Regions from separate parts of the Homo sapiens genome. Here region 2 is linked to region 1. The links are chromatin loops, found by intact Hi-C in ENCODE. Cell type or tissue: CD14-positive monocyte. All regions are shown on one strand. Links, peaks and the distances in the headings refer to the core of each region. The heading gives the core; the rest is flanking DNA.

Region 1 (8,336 bases), core at 202-8,201:
CCACTGATTATTGACCTTGTTAATAATATTAATTTATCATAGTGTTGGTAGTAGTATTACTGCTAGTACTCATCATCAGCATATTGGATACGTTATTCATAACTTGATATATTATTTCAGAAATTGACATTCCTTGTATATGGTTATTTTACCCATTAGAAGTCTGCCTATGATAAGAGTATACGTTTTCATCTTGACCTTGAGTAGATCATGAGAAACTTTGTAAAATGTTTCACTGAAACCACAGCATACTCTGCCCTGTAATCCTCCCAAAGAGGAAATTAGGCCAACATGCATCCCTGGCTTTAGACAACAGAAGGCATCTGCCCGCGCCTTCCTCTTCTTGAGCAGAGGCCACAGCTGAATGACTGCCCAGGGCTTTGACCTCAGCTGCTTCCTTTCCAGGGAGGGAGAGGGGTGTTGGTCCACAGGCAGTCAAGCCTCACCTGCTAGCCAAGTTCACCTCCCAGCTCTTCCCCCAGTCACTATGGTTGTCTCTTAGAGGCCTCTGCGTCTCCCCGTCCTCTATCCTGAGCTACAGCTCATATCCGCCTGATAGTCTATGTACTTATTTAGTATTTGTTCATTGTCAAACTCCCCCACCAGAATGCCAACTTCAGCAGTACAGGGACAGGGACTTTGGGAGTCTATTTTGTTCACTAACTGTATCCTTAGTACTAGTCCTAGTTACTAAGTGACTAAGGATACCCCATTTACTAAGGATACCCCATCTACTAGTACTAAGGATACAGTTACTAAGGATACCCCATCTACTGAGGTCCTGGCATGTTGCAGGAGCTCAGTAGATGTTTGTCATATGAATGAAGGCGGATCACGTGCCTCAGGAGATGTGGCTGGACCCTTATGTGAATGTCTCCCATCCCTTTAGCACCAAAGACCCTAATGGCAGAGAAGATCAAAAGACGTGGCCTGAAGCCTGGGGATGGTGGCCTAATGAAAGCAGGATGCTTATGTTTATTGTTATTATTGAGATCTAATTCACAAACCATACAATTCATCTATTAAAGTACGCAATTCAGTGATTTGTAGTATATTCACAGTCATGCAACCATTGCCCCAATTTTACAACATCTTTACCACCCCAAAAAGAGATCCTGTACTCATAAGCTATCATCCCCACACACATTAACTCCATCCCTTTGTCCCTAGGAAAATACTGATTTACTTTTTCTGTGTATAGATTTGTCTATTCTGCACATTTCATATCAGTGGACTCAGACAATATGTGGTCTTTTGTAAGTGATTTGTTTCAGTTAGCATAATGTGTCCAAGGTTCATCCATGTTGGGGCATGTATCAGCACTTCATTTCTTTTCTGAATAATATCCTTTTTTTTTTTTTTTTTAAATGGAGTTTTACTCTTCTTACCCAGGCTACGGTGCAATGGTGTGACCTCAGCTCACTGCAAACTCTGCCTCCCGAGTTCAAGAGGTTCTCCTGCCTCAACCTCCGGAGTAGCTAGGATTACAGGCACACACCACCACACCCAGCTAATTTTGTATTTTTAGTAGATATGGGGTTTCACCATGTTGGTCAGGATGGTCTCGAACTCCTGACCTCAGGTGATCTACCCGCCTCAGCCTCCCAAACTGCTGGGATTACAGGTGTGAGCCACCACGCCCAGCCAAATAATATTCTAGGCAGGCGGATCACAAAGTCAGGAGATCGAGACCATCCTGGCTAACACGGTGAAACCCCGTCTCTACTAAAAATACAAAAAAAATTAGCCGGGCATGGTGGTGGCGCCTGTAGTCCCAGCTACTCAGGAGGCTGAGGCAGGAAAACGGCGTGAACTCGGGAGGCGGAGCTTGCAGTGAGCCGAGATCGCGCCACTGCACTCTAGCCTGGGCGACAGAGCGAGACTCCATCTCAAAAAAAAAAAAAAAAAAAAAAAAAATTCTATTATGTGGATACATCACATTTTGCTTATCTGTTCATCAGCGGATGGACATTTAGTTTCTTCCTGCTTTTGCCTATTATGTGTAATGTCACTATGAACATTCATGTGCAAGTTTCTGTGGATATATGTTTCCATTTCTCTTGGTTATATACCCAGGCATGGGTCACATGGTCCCTCTGTGTTTAACATTTTGAGGAACTGCCAGGCTGTTTTCCAAAGTAGCTACACCATGTCACAGTCCCACCAGCAGTGCACAAGGGCCCTGATCCCTGCTGTTGTCCCCAACACTGCTACTGTAGGAAGCTGCTTTTTAGTCTCATTGTTTATCTTACATTCCTTGTAAACTTTGCATTCTTTTCTATAATATAAAGGGTTCATTGTCAAAGTTAAAATATTTACTGTTAGGAAAAATAAAGGAAAAACAAAAATGAGAAGCATTTGGATTGTGCATATTCATTTTGGGAAACTGGGTTGCATTAAAGAAAAGGGAAGAAAGCTGTAGCTGTCAGATTCAGTTTCTAGAAACTTTCTCTTCTCTGTTTGGGTGCTTCAGTATTTTGAGGACCTAGACCCCATAAATATGTGGGCACAGAGTAAAAGGATTTTCTCTTTGCTTTGTATGCTTGTCCAGCAGAATCACTAAAGAGATTCCTTGAGGCCAGGCACAGTGGCTCATACCTCTAATCCTAGCGGTTTGGGAGGCCGAGGCAGGTGGATTACCTGAGCTCAGCAGTTCGAGACCACCCTAGGTAACACAGTGAAACCCAGTCCCTACTAAAATACAAAAAATTAGCCAGGCGAGGTGGCACGTGCCTGTAGTCCCAGCTACTCAGGAGGCTGAGGCATGAGAATCGCTTGAACCCGGGAGGCGGAGGTTGCAGTGAGCTGAGATTGTGCCATGCACTCCAGCTGGGGCAACAGAGCAAGACTCTGTCTCCAAAATAAAAATAAAAAGAGATTCCTTGAGGTACAACAAAACTATGGCCCGTTTTTAGGCTTCTGCAGGTGAAAATGTCAAAAAATGCATTTCCTTGCAGGTGGTGAACTGAATGAACTCTGATTTGCTAGTCAATCTCTTTTAGATTCTTGAGTATCTAAAACCGTTTTAGTGAAGTGAGATAATGGAGGCTGTTTTCTATATTTTTACCCCAACACTATAATTTTCATAATATGAACTGAACTTGAGGTTACAAAAGATTAATTGTTCACCATCAACATTTGCATTCATTTGCAGAGCTTTACTTTTTTGGAAATGATCTTATCATGTGCAGGAAAAAACATTCCTAGCTTTCTTTTGCCCTGGTAGACTGTGGAAATTCAGCTTTGAAAAAAGATTTGTGAGCCACTCTTCATGATTAATGTTATTTATTTGGATTTTTCAAAGCTGTAGTCAGGATTTTTATTTGTTTGTATTTGTTCTCCTTGAAGAAAACTAGTAATTCATCTATGAGTTTGAAAACTCCACATAGCACTTTCCCTGGCTGAGAAGGAAAAGGATATACCTAGAATACAATTTTGAAGTCAAATTTCAGAGGCAGTTTTCATTTTCTTAATAATTTCCCTTAAAAGACAAGTTTTCAAACCACTAGACTTTTTTTTTTTTTTTTTTTTTTTTTTTTTTTTTTTTTTCATGAAACTCCCAGAGGCTTAACAGGATGGTGTTGGTGAATGATGCCGTGGTTTCTGGTACATGCACGGGGCAAAATGTTCCAGTGCAGCTGTGTGTCATTGCTGGGTGCCAGCTGTGTGCATAATTGTTTATTGGTTCCAGTTGATATTGTGCTCAATAAAACACTCACATATTTGTGGAAAAAAAATCTTTATCAGTTATTTTCCCATCAAATCCTTTGCAAATTAAAACATATTCAACAATTTTCATCAGCATACATTTAGCAAAAGAAAAGTAAATGAAGAAATTAACAAATCTGCTTTCTGCAGGGTGAAGAACCAAGTTAGCCTGTGTCCCAGTTAACCATCGCTAAGTAACAAACCATCGCAAAATATAATAGCTTAAAATAACCAGCATTTATGTAGCTCATGATTGCATATGTTGGTAATCCAGGCGGGGCTCAGCAAGGCAGTTCTCCTCTCCCTCATGCATCTGTGGTCAGTTGCAAGTCAAGTGGATGACACTGCTGATGTCAGCTGGGTTCTCTCCCCTCTCTGAGGCCTGGGCTGAGATAACTAGGCTGCCTCAGCTTTGATCCACCTGCTCTCATCTTCCAGCAGGTTAGACCAGGCTTGTTCACATGGCAGCTAGGCAGTCTTCCAAGAGATCAAATTGAAGCATCAAAGTCCTTTGGAGACTTAAATTTTGAACTAGCATATTATCACTCCTGCATTTTATTGGCCAAGACAAACCAGAAGACCAGCCCAGATTCAAGTGGAAGAAAAACAGATTTCACTTCTAGACATCACTTCACAGTCACATTACAAAGCCGTGAAACAGGAAGGAGTGAGAGATAGTGGCCATTTTTTACAATGTTTCACAACATATTTCATGGCTGTCCAAGAATGTATTAAGAACACATTAAAATAGGCCATGTTTTTGTATCCTTTAATTACAGTGCTTTTTTATATACCTCAAACTCGTCTTTTGGACTTAAAAGAGATTGGCCATGTCTATAACAAAGGACTTTTTCAAATTTTCTCTTTTGACATGAGTTGCATGTTTCTGGCAATTCTGAAGCAGATCTTAAAGAACTCTCCACCACTTGCGTTTGGGTTTTCATTTTAGTTTTCTTAGGCAAGACTTCCTCCTTTTTAGTTGCAAAATAAATAAAATGGTTTTTCTTCAAAATTTTTTATTATGAGTTTTTAAATGGCATTGCGACAGTGTTAAGTTTGGGCAATTTCTGTTTATTTTATTACACAAGAGACACCATGGTTTAGAATTGTTCGTACATCCATAATAATTAACTCATCTTTTAAATAAGCACCTAAGAACATCTGACACCTTTTGCATTCATAATTACTGTTTATTTTGAATTCATTTGTGGTTATCTTATGTTTCCATGCTGGTCTCAACTGTTGACTCAAAAATCAAAATTATTGCAATTGCAAAGGTAAAGACAGAAAGGTACTGTGGGTGTTAAGAAATGGGAACTTTTATACGTTACTGATGGGAACGGAAATTTGTTCAATTACTTCAGACAGCAAATTGGCAATACCTAGTAAAGACACACACCCTACAGAAAGCAATTTTACTTCCAAATGTTTATCCTAGAGAAAATCTCACACACTACAAAGGAGACATGTACAAAGGCAGTCCTTGCACCCTTTCATTCATTTATTCATTTGCTCGGCAAGTATTTATTAAGCACATACTGTGTCTCACATAGCAGAAGACAAAACAAAAATCCTGCCTGCAAAGGGCTTACATTCCAGAGGAAAAAGATATGTAATGAGCAAAATAAATAAGGAAATACATTGCAGGAAAACTGATGATAAGGGCTGTGAAAAAACAATAAGAGAGTGAAAAAGAATAGGAAGTGTTGGGGAGGAGGCTAAAACTGTAACTAGGCTGTACAGCGATGGCCTCACTGAGAATGTCACAATTAGAGTTGCAGATTTAACAAATACAAATATAAGATTCCCACATAAATTTTAGATAATCAGTGAATCTTTTGTTAGGGTAAGTATATCCCACATAGCACTTGGGGGTATACTTATACTACACATGAACTTGTTGTTTATCTGAAATTCAAATTTAACTGGATTTCCTGTCTTTTCTCTGGCAATGCTACTGATAACTGAGTAAAAACATGGGAAGAAGAGGGAGCAAATTAAGTGGACATGTTGAGAAGGTCATCAAATGAATGAATTCCCGGAAGAGGAGCTTGGCAGGCAGAGGAACCGCTAGGAGCAAAGGCCCTGGCTGTTTGTAAATAATGAACACTTAGACGTAACTTGTCTCTCAGCTGGAGAACGTAGACACATCCTGTGGTATATTTGCACCATGGAATCCAATAAATGGATGAAATTCAAAAACACTCATATTGATAAATCTCAAAAATGTGATGTTGAATGGAAAATAAGTTGGGAAAAGATAACTCTGTTCTAGCTGCATTTCTGTAAAGTTGAAAAACACACAAAACAGTGTATACTGCTTATGCTACATTCATATGCAAAGGACAGAAACAAATAGGGAATGCTAGAGACCTACTGTAGGAGACTATCACCTTCTGGGGAGGGAATGGGGAGGGAAGGAAAAAGGATGAGAAGCATGGCTTTAGCAAGCTCTCTCTCTCTTGCTTTCAATAAGCAAAGAAGATAAAGTGTTTAACTTTAATGGTAGTTACATAGCAGTCTAATATATTTTCTGTCCTTTTTTTTTTTTTTTTTTTTTTTTTTAGATGGAGTTTCCGTCTTCTTGTCCAGGCTGGAGTGCAGTGGCACGATCTTGGCTCACTGCAACCTCTGCCTCCAGGGTTCAAGCGATTCTCCTGCCTCAGCCTCCTGAGTAGCTGGGATTACAGGTGCCCGCCACCATGCCTGGCTAATTTTGTATTTTTAGTAGAGACGGGGTTTTACCATGTTGGCCAGGCTGGTCGTGAACTCCTGACCTCAGGTGATCCGCCTGCCTCGGCCTCCCAAAGTGCTGGCATTACAGGTGTGAGCCACTGCACCCGGCCTATCTGTGCTTTTTTTTTTTTTAAGTGACTTTAAAATTTAAAAACCCAGAATTTTAGGTACTTTTGTATTATGAGGAACTCACTATACTAGGAAGCAACTTATGAGTGTGTAAATATTTGATCTAGCAGCAACTTTCCACTGATCCTGGCAGGTGACAGCTCTCAGTGAACAGCGCTCATCACCTAAAGTGAGAGGCTGTCTATTCTCATTGTGAATGTCCCTCAGAGTCACTAGGAGCCATTGGGCAGGCCAGGAACTTACTGCCTACTTCCTCGTCTGTCAGGTGGAGGTGTTGACACAAGCCTTGAACCCTCAACAAATAAGACAACAGCCACATGGTGCCTGTAAGTATTGTAAGAATCGGCGGTTGTGGCATTTCATTTTGTCTGATCTGGGACCCGCCGTGGGTTTCCCTTTGAACTGAACATTGCAACTTTCTAGGTATAGACTTTTGGCAAGTTACTTAATGTTCCTGAGCCTCGATTTCTGGATCTATACAATTGGAATTAACAAGACCTGCTGTGCAGTCTTGCTGCAGATTATAGATAATGTACATAATATGCACATCACCGCCCAACAGATAATAGATATTATTATTATTACTGTTATTATTAGCTGATCATAGTTTAGGTTATAACCATTTCCAAAAGAATTTCCTTTGTAAGAACACACTTAGACAACTCAGGTGCATTTTCTATTTTTCTCTACAGACTACCTTCTGATGTAAAATATAATTTTAGTTCTAACTCCTAAAAAATGGAATGAAATGGGTTCTCCATCATTTTTCGGCAGTGTTGTCACTGACTTGCTGAGTGACGTAGGGCTGCAAGGGCCTGAGAAGGTAGAAGGAACCAGAAGTTGACCTATGGGCGTGGATAATACTGCGCCACACAGTTGAGGATGAGACACAGCAACACCTCAGGGGTAAATGCTGAAGTTCAGAGCACGCACCTTTAGATGTGACTGACGGGCATTCCCATGGGAAGGCAAACAGTGCACCCTCAATTGCTGAAAGGTTGTGGGCTATTTAAATGCATTTGAATTCACTCCTAAGTTATTCACACACGAGCAGGGCGAACATCTCGGCAAGGAGCATACACTTGGTGCACTCAGAGGACAGGGATGGAATTGGAATGTAGGGCACAGTTATTTAGGACAAGACTGTTTCCTATGATTAACTTACAAGATGTAATTCACCCGGGGTCTCATTAAAGCTCACAGCAGTTACCTATGAGGCTCAAACCAAGGATTGACATCTAACATAGTGGAGAAGACGGTATTGTATACAGACAAAAGCTGCCAGATTTCACGCCCTTAGTGGATGCTGATAATGGAAATAATACCATAGCATATATTTTATTTAACATGTACTCTGTGCCAAAAACTCCCTCTTTATACATTACACAATGCAACCCTCATAGCATGCCTATGAGTAGGAATCTGAGATGAAGAAAAGGTTAGAACTCATTAGCCTAAAGTTACACCACTAGTAAGCTGTTGGTTGGTGGTTCAAACCTCAGGAGTCAGCTACCATAGCCTGTACTGCTGACCACTGTGTTATTGCACTCTGTGTCTTTGGGCAGGAAAGTGGATTAAACACCAGTTTCAGCCTGCTATATAGACAGATAAAAAAAGGCCCTTCTGGAAGATTCAGGCTGACCTGTTCAAAGTCACACAGGGAGAAGGAGCAGAATCAGAGATGTGACTGTGATTGCCATGAGGGTTACGTTGAAAATCAACAGAATCCATAAGTAGCTGCATTCTAATACACACCAAGAAGG
Region 2 (8,336 bases), core at 198-8,197, 78 kb after region 1:
GATCAAGGAAATGACATAAAAATGCTTTGGGCTGTGGTGTGACCAAAATGTCAGATGAGTGCTATGAGAGTTTCTTCCAAGACAGACTGATGTCCATCCCTTAAAGAATAACCAAAATCCTGGCCCGGTGCTTTGGCTCACACCTGTAATCCCAGCACTTTGGGAGGCCAAAGCAGGTGGATCACCTGAGGTCAGGAGTTCAAGACCAGCCTGGCCAACATGGCAAAACCCCGTCTCTACTACAAATACAGAAATTAGCCAGGTGTGGTAGCTCACACGTGTAGTCCCAGCTACTCAGGAGGCTGAAGCAGGAGAATCCCTTGAACCCGGGAGGCAGAGGCTGCAGTGAGCTGAGATCGTGCCACTGCACTCCAGCCTGGGCAACAGAGTAAGACTCCATCTCAAAAACAAAATCTTGAATTCTCTGCTGAAGTGTTTAGTGCCAGGCTCATAGTAGACACTCTCTAAATACTTAGTGAATTAATGAATAAAAATAATAATACAATGGTCCCCAACCTTTTTGGCACCAGGGACCTGTTTGAAGGAAGACAATTTTTCCAGACTGGTGAAAGGGGGAGGGGGATGGTTTGGGGATGATTCAAGCACATTACATTTCTTGTGCACTTTATTTCTATTATTATATTGTAGTATCTAATGAAATAATTCTACAACTTACCATAATGTCCTATCAGTGGGAGCCCTGAACTTATTTTCTTGCAACTAGACTGTCCCATCTGGGGGTGATGGGAGACAGTGACACATCATCAGGCATTAGACACCTGATGGAGCACACAACCCAGATAGCTCGCATGCACAGTTCACAATAGGGTTCATACTCCTATGAGTATCTAATGCCACCACTGATCTGAAGGGAGGTGGAACTCAGGCAATAATGCGCGATGGGGAGCTGCTATAAATACAGATGAAGCTTCACTCACTCTCCTGCGACTCACCGCCTGCTGTGGAGCCCGGTTCCTGTACTGGTCCGTGGCCCTGGGGGTTGTAGATTCCAGTAATAATATATAAGGACTATAGAACTATATGTAAAGGTATATAACCACATATAAAATGATGACTGTTTACATGCCAGGCATACAACCATTACCCTTGTAAGTTTTCACTAATTCTTGAGGACAACCGTAGGATAAACTGTTGTTATCTCCATGCTACTGTTGAGGAAACTGAGGCACAAAGAGTTAAGTAGGTTGCTGAGGTTCACACAGCTCCACGAGTGAAGTAACTGGGCTCAAAGCCAAGTTCGGCGGCCATCAAAGCCCTCCTCTTAACCATTACACTTGCCGCTGTGCTGAATGAATGCATTTTGAAAAGGATAAGAAAGCATATTTCTTTCTATGCATCCTAATGACCTCCATCTCCGGCCACCCCCTGGCAGCCTCACTCTTGGGTCTTAGATAGATGATATCATCATGACATGTTTTCCGTGCACGCTGCTATCACGGGGAATTATCTGATTGTCTGGAAGTCCATTTGCTAAAGTGGGACAAAGGGAAAAACTGGGCAGAGAAGAATTTCGGAGGTAAGAATGAGGTCTTGTGTAGTCAAGAGGGGAAATGTTAACCCTGTCAGCTTAAAAAGCCATGTGCCTCTGTCTCTCGCTCATTTAAATCACCCACTGTTAATAGCCTTCCTGGAAATGTGTCCCATGGCAACACAGGCTGGTCTCAGTTCCCTGTTCACCCCCTGTGGAGCCCCGTGCCTTGTTCTCCTGACGTGCTTTGTAATGCTGAAGATGACTCTCTGGACCAGAAATTTCAGACGCATCAATTTCGTCTTCCCTCTGCCCCGAGGGATGAAGTCAGTTCTTCAAAAGTTTTCTTTCTAACGTCAGGCTTTCAAATTCTGGTATCCTTTGACTATTCAGAGATTAATACTTAGAGGAACTCCAAGAAGCCTCCGGGGGAAGGGGCTTGATATCTCACCATTTTTCTCCCTCCTGGAGAAGAGCACAAAGGACTGTGCTCATGTCTGCAGGCCGGGTTTTATTTTAGGGAAGACGGGACTAATTTGTGTCCAGAGACCGGTTTCTTAGGAGAACTGGTTAGGCTGCCTGGCTGCTTGTTTTTTTGGTTTGGTTTTGTTTTGTTTTGTTGTTGGTGGTGGTTTTTGTTTTGTTTTGTTGTTGTTGTTGTTTTCTGAGATGGAGTCTTACTCTGTTGCCCAGGCTGGAGTGCAAGGGTACAATCTCAGCCCACTGCAACCTCCACCTCCCAAGTTCAAGCGATTCTCCTGCCTCAGCCTCCCAAGTAGCTGGAATTACAGTCACCCACCACCGTGCCCAGCTAATTTTTATATTTTTAGTAGAGACAGGGTTTCGCCATGTTGGCCAGGCTGGTTTTGTACTCCTGATCTCAGGTGATCCACCCACCTCCCCCGTGGCCTCCCAAAGTCCTGGGATTACAGGCGTGAGCCACTGCGCCTGGCCTGCTTGGTGTTTTTCAAATCAGCTTACACATTCCCAAGGAGGAGGACATGTCTCCTTCTGCACCCACTTTGGACTTAACTTTTAAGCGCCCAGACCCTGCCTCTGGGTCAGACTACCTGGCTTTGAGGCCCAGCTCCACTATGTCATAGCCGGGTGACCTTTAATATGGGAATGATCATAACAATAACATCTGCCTCATAGTGTTGTTGAGATGATTAACTGCAATTCTGTATAGATTAGTGGGCTCTTGTAAAGACTTACGAGATGCTAGGCATTGTTCTAAGGGCTTTCTCTGTTAGAAGGCTTTTGATCCTCACAACGCTCCAATGAAGCAGGTACTGATATTGTATTGACAGGTTCATTTAACCTGCCTGAAGCCACACAGTCAGTAAGGAGCTCCCAAATCTGGGCCCTTAACCACCGGGCACAGGGCAGATGCCCCATGAATGTCAGGAGTTATGTGGCCACTCTGTGAGCTCCTGAAGGTTGGTGATATGGTTTGGCTGTGTTCCCACCCAAATCTCACCTTGAATTGTAATAATTCCCATGTGTCAAGGACAGGGACAGGTGGAGATAATTGCATCCTGGGGACGGTTTCCCCCATACTGTTCTCATGGTAGTAAGTAAATCTCATGAGATCTGATGGTTTTATAAATGGGAGTTCCCCTGCACAAGCTCTCTCTTGCCTGCCACCATGTAAGACTTCTCTTGCTCTTCCACCATGATTGTGAGGCCTCCCCAGCCATATGGAACTGTGAGTCCATTAAACCTCTTTTTCTTTATAAATTACCCAGTCTCAGGTATGTCTTTATTGGCAATGTGAGAACAGTCTAATACAGTCAGGGACCATGGCTTCCTATGGCAGATCCATGGCACCCATCACCCTACCCAGCACGAGTGGGTGCTCGATAAATACTGTTCTGAATCCAGGGAGACATATGTGTGAAGGCAGACTGTACACGGAAAGGCATCAGCATTCTAATTACATCGCAAATATGCATTTCCCCACAACACAGTGATTCTTTCCAGATGCTCATTCCTAGTTGCACTCATTAGAATCAACCGATTCCCACTTTAGGAGGCTGAGGTGGGAGGATTGCTTGAGGCTAGGAGTTCAAGACCAGTCTGGGCAACATAGCAAGACCCTGTCTCTATAAAAAATTTAAAAATTAGCCGGGTGTGGTGGCATTCACCTCTAGTCCCAGCTACTTCGGAGGCTGAGGTGGGAGGATCACTCCCACCTACCCCCTGGCCTGCAGGCCTCACCCTCTAGTCCCCTAGGGGTGTGCTTGGAGATCTAGGCCATTCCCAGCTTCCTAGCAGGATCCCAAGAGTTCAAGGTTGCTGTGAGCTATAATTGTACCACTGTACTTCAGCCTGAGTGACAGAGTGAGACCCTTTCTCTAAATAAAGAAAAAGAAAAAAGAATCCACAGATTCCTCGACCCACCCAAGACCAATCAAGTCGGAATCCCGAGGGTGCCCCAGGCATCTCTGGCTTTTTAAACTGCCCCGCTGATTCTAATGTGCTCGCAAGGCTGAAATCACTAATTTAGAAGATCCAGGTGACATTTCCGCACAGACCTCCTGCTTCCTGTTCTGAAACCTCTCACTCTGGACGAAGCACGAGGGTCTGTTTGGAGGAAGGAATCCTAAGAGGGCAGTGGACAATCCTTGATGCTGGTATTGCTGTGGACACACGGGAAAGGCACTTCAATCAAGCAGCTAGAAAGGACAGCTTGGGATGCAGCTTGGAAGAGTGGCCGAGAGGGAGCAGCCGAAAGCAGGCAGGAAAAGCAGTGTCTGAGTTCACCCCCGGTGAGCTGGGCCGGCAACTCGGTTCTCTTGGTGTAATTCATTGGTTCTGCTGGTGTAATTGATCATCAGAGCCCACCTCACTCATGCACATTAGAATGGAAGTCCAGGCCAGGGTTTTCATTTTGCTTTTGTTCTGTTTGATTTTTCCCTCCACTCTGACAGAGGAAGTGAAAGTCTTGAAGATTACGTGCCAGCAGGAGATTGCTGTTGTTTGGCTAAAAAAGCCCTGAGCTCTTGGCCTGGATGAATTCTGATAGAGGCAGGAGTCCACCCAGCACTGTCTCCATTTTGGAGTAGCTCAGCCTCTCCCCCGGTGAATGCCTGGGTGTTCCCAGACAATGGCAACTGGGAGATCTCCTACCCAAAAAGGAAGCAGGATAAGGATGTAATGAGGATGTTGTTAAGAGGTTGGCATGGGGAAGGGAAATGCACAGTGGACGTGTGGAAGGAATTAACAAGCAGTAAGTAATAATTATGTGTCAAGAACTGAGTTACATGTCCCATACACCATCTTATTTAACTCCATGGTGTCCAGAAAGTTGGAGATATGATGTCCACTTTACAGAAAAGAAGCTGAAACTCTGGGAAGTGAAGCTACTGGGTCCTGATCCCACAACAGTTCAGAAAACCTTAATGCCAGTCCAAGTCTGTGACTTCAAAGCCTTCTTGTTTCCTAACAGCAATCTTAAGTTCTTATTTTATTTGTTTTAGAGACAGGACCTTGCTCTGTCACCTAGGGTAGAGTGCAGTGGTGCAATCATAGCTCACTGCAGGCCTCAAACTCCTACGCTCAAGCAATCCTCCTGCCTCAACTTCCCAAAGTGCTGAGACCTCAGGTATACACCACCATACCTGGCCAATCCTGGGATCTTCAGGCTGGGATTTGATGCCCAGGTCCCCAGATGAAGACCGGTAAAGTTGATGTCATCCAAAGAAGGTCAGAGGCATTGCGTTTGGTCTAAAACTCCACAGGGACTGTAGAAGTGAGCGTCCTGCCTCTCTGTGTGTGTGTGCCTCTTTGTCTAGCTAAGAAGTGTCAGGTCTGGAGTGATTTCTAAAAAGCAAAATTGGCCAGGCATGGTGGCTCACACCTATAATCCTAGCACTTTGGGAGGCCAAGGCAGGTGGATCACTTGAGGTCAGGAGCTCAAGACCAGCCTGGCCAACATGGCAAAACCCTGTCTCTACCAAAAATACAAAAATTAGCCAGGCCTGGTGGTGGGTGCCTGTAATCCCAGCTACTTGGGAGGCTGAGGCATGAGAATCACTTGAACCCGGGAGGCAGAGGTTGCAGTGAGCCGAGAATGTGCCATTGAACTCCTGCCTGGGTGACAGAGCGAGACTCTGTCTCTAATAATAATAAGCAAAACTTATGACACCAAGTACTCCTGTGCACACATACACACACACAGGGATGCTGCGTGACATGGAACATGAACATACATGGTCAGGCTTCCCATTTCTCTACACCTCCCGCTTTGCTTTCTCTGGTAAGTAGGGCAAGGCCTCCCATAAAGCCTTCAATGGCAATGCTGGGGTTACATTAACGTGTCGCCTTGTGCTGGTTCTGCAGGGGGCAGCACTGGTTAAAGGGAGCCACTGGAAGTGGGCTATGGATCCCACCTTCTCTGTTAAAACCATAGAACTCTGTGGCCCACAGTCAGGACAAGAACCTTGACCTCTCATCTTGGCTCAGGGCTCATTCAGAGTCTATAGTTTGGCTTTGGAGAAGCTCTGGGAGAAAGATGCATGCTTGCTGTTTTTTCACCTTCTTGTTCTAACGCTGTCGCCTTCCCAATTCCTTGACTCCTTCTGGAGTCTGTCAGAGGGGCTGGAAAAGCAGCAGCCCAGACAACAAAATCTCTTTTGTGCCTGTGACCTGGATGGTAGTGACCCTTCCTCCTGCAAATGGAGGGAAGGAGGGCCGAGGAGGGACAGCGCCCTGCCCGATGGATGCTCTGCCTGGCAGTCAGTGACACTTGTGGCAGTGAGGTCATGGCCTTAGATGATTTCTCTCTCTGCAGACTGACACACTGTTATGAATGTAAAGCGCGTTATCTCCTCCAGAGAGAACATGTAAGGCTAAGAGAAAGGAAGAGAGAGAGAGAGAGCTAGGGCATGTGGGGAAGCACACAGTCAAATCCCCAGGTGAGGTCACTGCTAGGATCCGATCAGGTGCCAGCGACAGGAAGGGGTCAGAGGTCTTCTGCACTGCATGCAAATCATTTCCTGAAAAGTCTTCAAGGTCAGTGTTTCCAGTGGCCTGGCCAGGCCCCCGATTTATTTTGGTGAAACACTTATGGCAAGAAGAGTCAGGCAGGTGACAGAAGCAAAGATGGGGATCCATGCCTTTCTCCTGGCTCTCCTGAATTCCCACAGATGGGTCTTCCCTGCACATGTTCAGCTCCACTTACTAAGGGTGGTTGGGGCTAAAGGTGATGGACCTAGGCTGCACCCATATCTACAAATAGAGGTTTCCAGTGGTGAAAGACAGCCCTGAAACCTACTGAGAGAGAAGGCATCCCTAGCATTAGGAAGCATTGAATTGAGCAGGAGTTAGAACCAGCAGGACATATGAAGTCACTGAAGGCTCCTGTGAAGATTGAGAAGGGCTTGGACGTGGGAACAGAACTCAAGGGAACACTGGTTTTTGCTTTTTGCCTTTTTTTGAGATGGGACCTCACTCTGTTGCCCAGGCTGGAGTGCAGTGGCACAATCATGGCTCACAGCAGCCTCAAACTCCTGTGCTGGGACCACAGGCACACGGCACCACACCCAGCTAATTTTTTTATTTTTTGTGGAGATGGGGTCTCACTTTGTTGCCCAGGCTGGTCTCGAATTCCTGGCCTCAAGGAGTCTTCCTGCCTCGGACCCCCAAAGTGCTGGGATTAGAGGTGTGAGCCACCATGCCCTGCCGGAAGAATGTTTTTCGTTTTGTTTATCAATGTGAAAGCTTCTCCTGCTAAAATCCTATTCCACCTCACCATTCACTCCTTCATTCATTGATCCATCCAGGCCATCATTTAACACTCACCATTTGGGTGAGGCTTGGATGTGGAGAAAGGGGAATGCTTATACACTGTTGGTAGGAATGCAAATTCATGCAACGTCTATGGAAAACAGTATGGAGATTTCTCAGAGAACTAAAAACCAAAGAACCATTTGACCCAGCAGTCCCATTACTGGGTATCTACTCAAAGGAAGATAAATCATTATATCAAAAAGATACCTGCACTTGTATGTTTATCACAGCACTATTCACAATAGTAAAGACATGGAATCCACTTAAGTGTCCATCAATGGACACTTGGATAAAGAAAACGTGGTGGCCTGGTGCAGTGGCTCACGCCTGTAATCCCAGCACTTTGCGAGGCCAAGGCGGGCGGATCACCTGAGGTCAGAAGTTCAAGAGCAGCCTGACCAACATGGAGAAACCCTGTCTCTACTAAAAATACAAAATTAGCCAGGCATGGTGGCACATGCCTATAATCCCAGCTACTCGAGAGTATGAGGCAGGAGAATTGCTTGAACCCAGGAGGCGGAGGTTGCAGTGAGCCAAGATGGTGCCATTGCACTCCAGCCTGGGCAACAAGAGTGAAACTCCGTCTCAAAAAAAAAAAAAAGAAAGAAAGAAAGAAGAAAACATGGTATACATATACAATGGAATAGTATTCAGCCATCAAAAAGAATGAAATCATGTTTTTTGCAGCAACGTGGATGGAACTGGAAGTCATTAAGTGAAATAGCTCAAAAACAAAAAGCCAAATACACATGTTCTCACTTAAAGTGCACACGTGGACGTGGAGTGTGGAATAATAGACATTGGTGACATGAAAGTGTGGGAGGGGGTGAGGGATGAGAAATGACCTAATGGGTACAACGGATGCTATTTGGGTGATGGATACACTAAAAGCCCAGACTTTGCCACTGCATAGTATATCCATGTAGCAAAACTGCACTTGTACCACTTCAATGTACAGAAATAAGAAAAAAAGAGATGTGGATAATACCATCCCTGCTTTCAAGATGTTGCCATCCTTGAAAAGGCATGGATTTAGAAAAAAAGATGGAAATGT

Evidence for each region. A loop is a pair of places that touch in the nucleus more often than their neighbours do. Peaks named below come from ENCODE experiments on the same cell type or tissue, not always from the same donor. Only the 100,000 strongest peaks of a DNase experiment are listed, where the experiment ranks them.
Region 2: it touches region 1 in a loop (2.0-fold over the local background); 2 of 110 quality-filtered maps call a loop at or near these places.

The regions. Positions count from the first base shown.
Region 1 is chr10:13,906,102-13,914,437 of GRCh38, reverse strand. The region is part of intron 2 of FRMD4A (FERM domain containing 4A); the gene reads left to right. Among named protein-coding and RNA genes, the nearest start is that of FRMD4A-AS2, 81 kb to the left of the region's middle. In CD14-positive monocyte, for the core only: no CTCF peak of the experiment used is centred there; DNase peaks (open chromatin) are centred at 327, 4,367 and 4,747; H3K4me3 peaks cover 1,000 bases; H3K27ac peaks cover 2,873 bases.
Region 2 is chr10:13,828,083-13,836,418 of GRCh38, reverse strand. The region is part of intron 3 of FRMD4A (FERM domain containing 4A); the gene reads left to right. Among named protein-coding and RNA genes, the nearest start is that of FRMD4A-AS2, 160 kb to the left of the region's middle. In CD14-positive monocyte, for the core only: no CTCF peak of the experiment used is centred there; a DNase peak (open chromatin) is centred at 4,478; H3K4me3 peaks cover 894 bases; H3K27ac peaks cover 921 bases.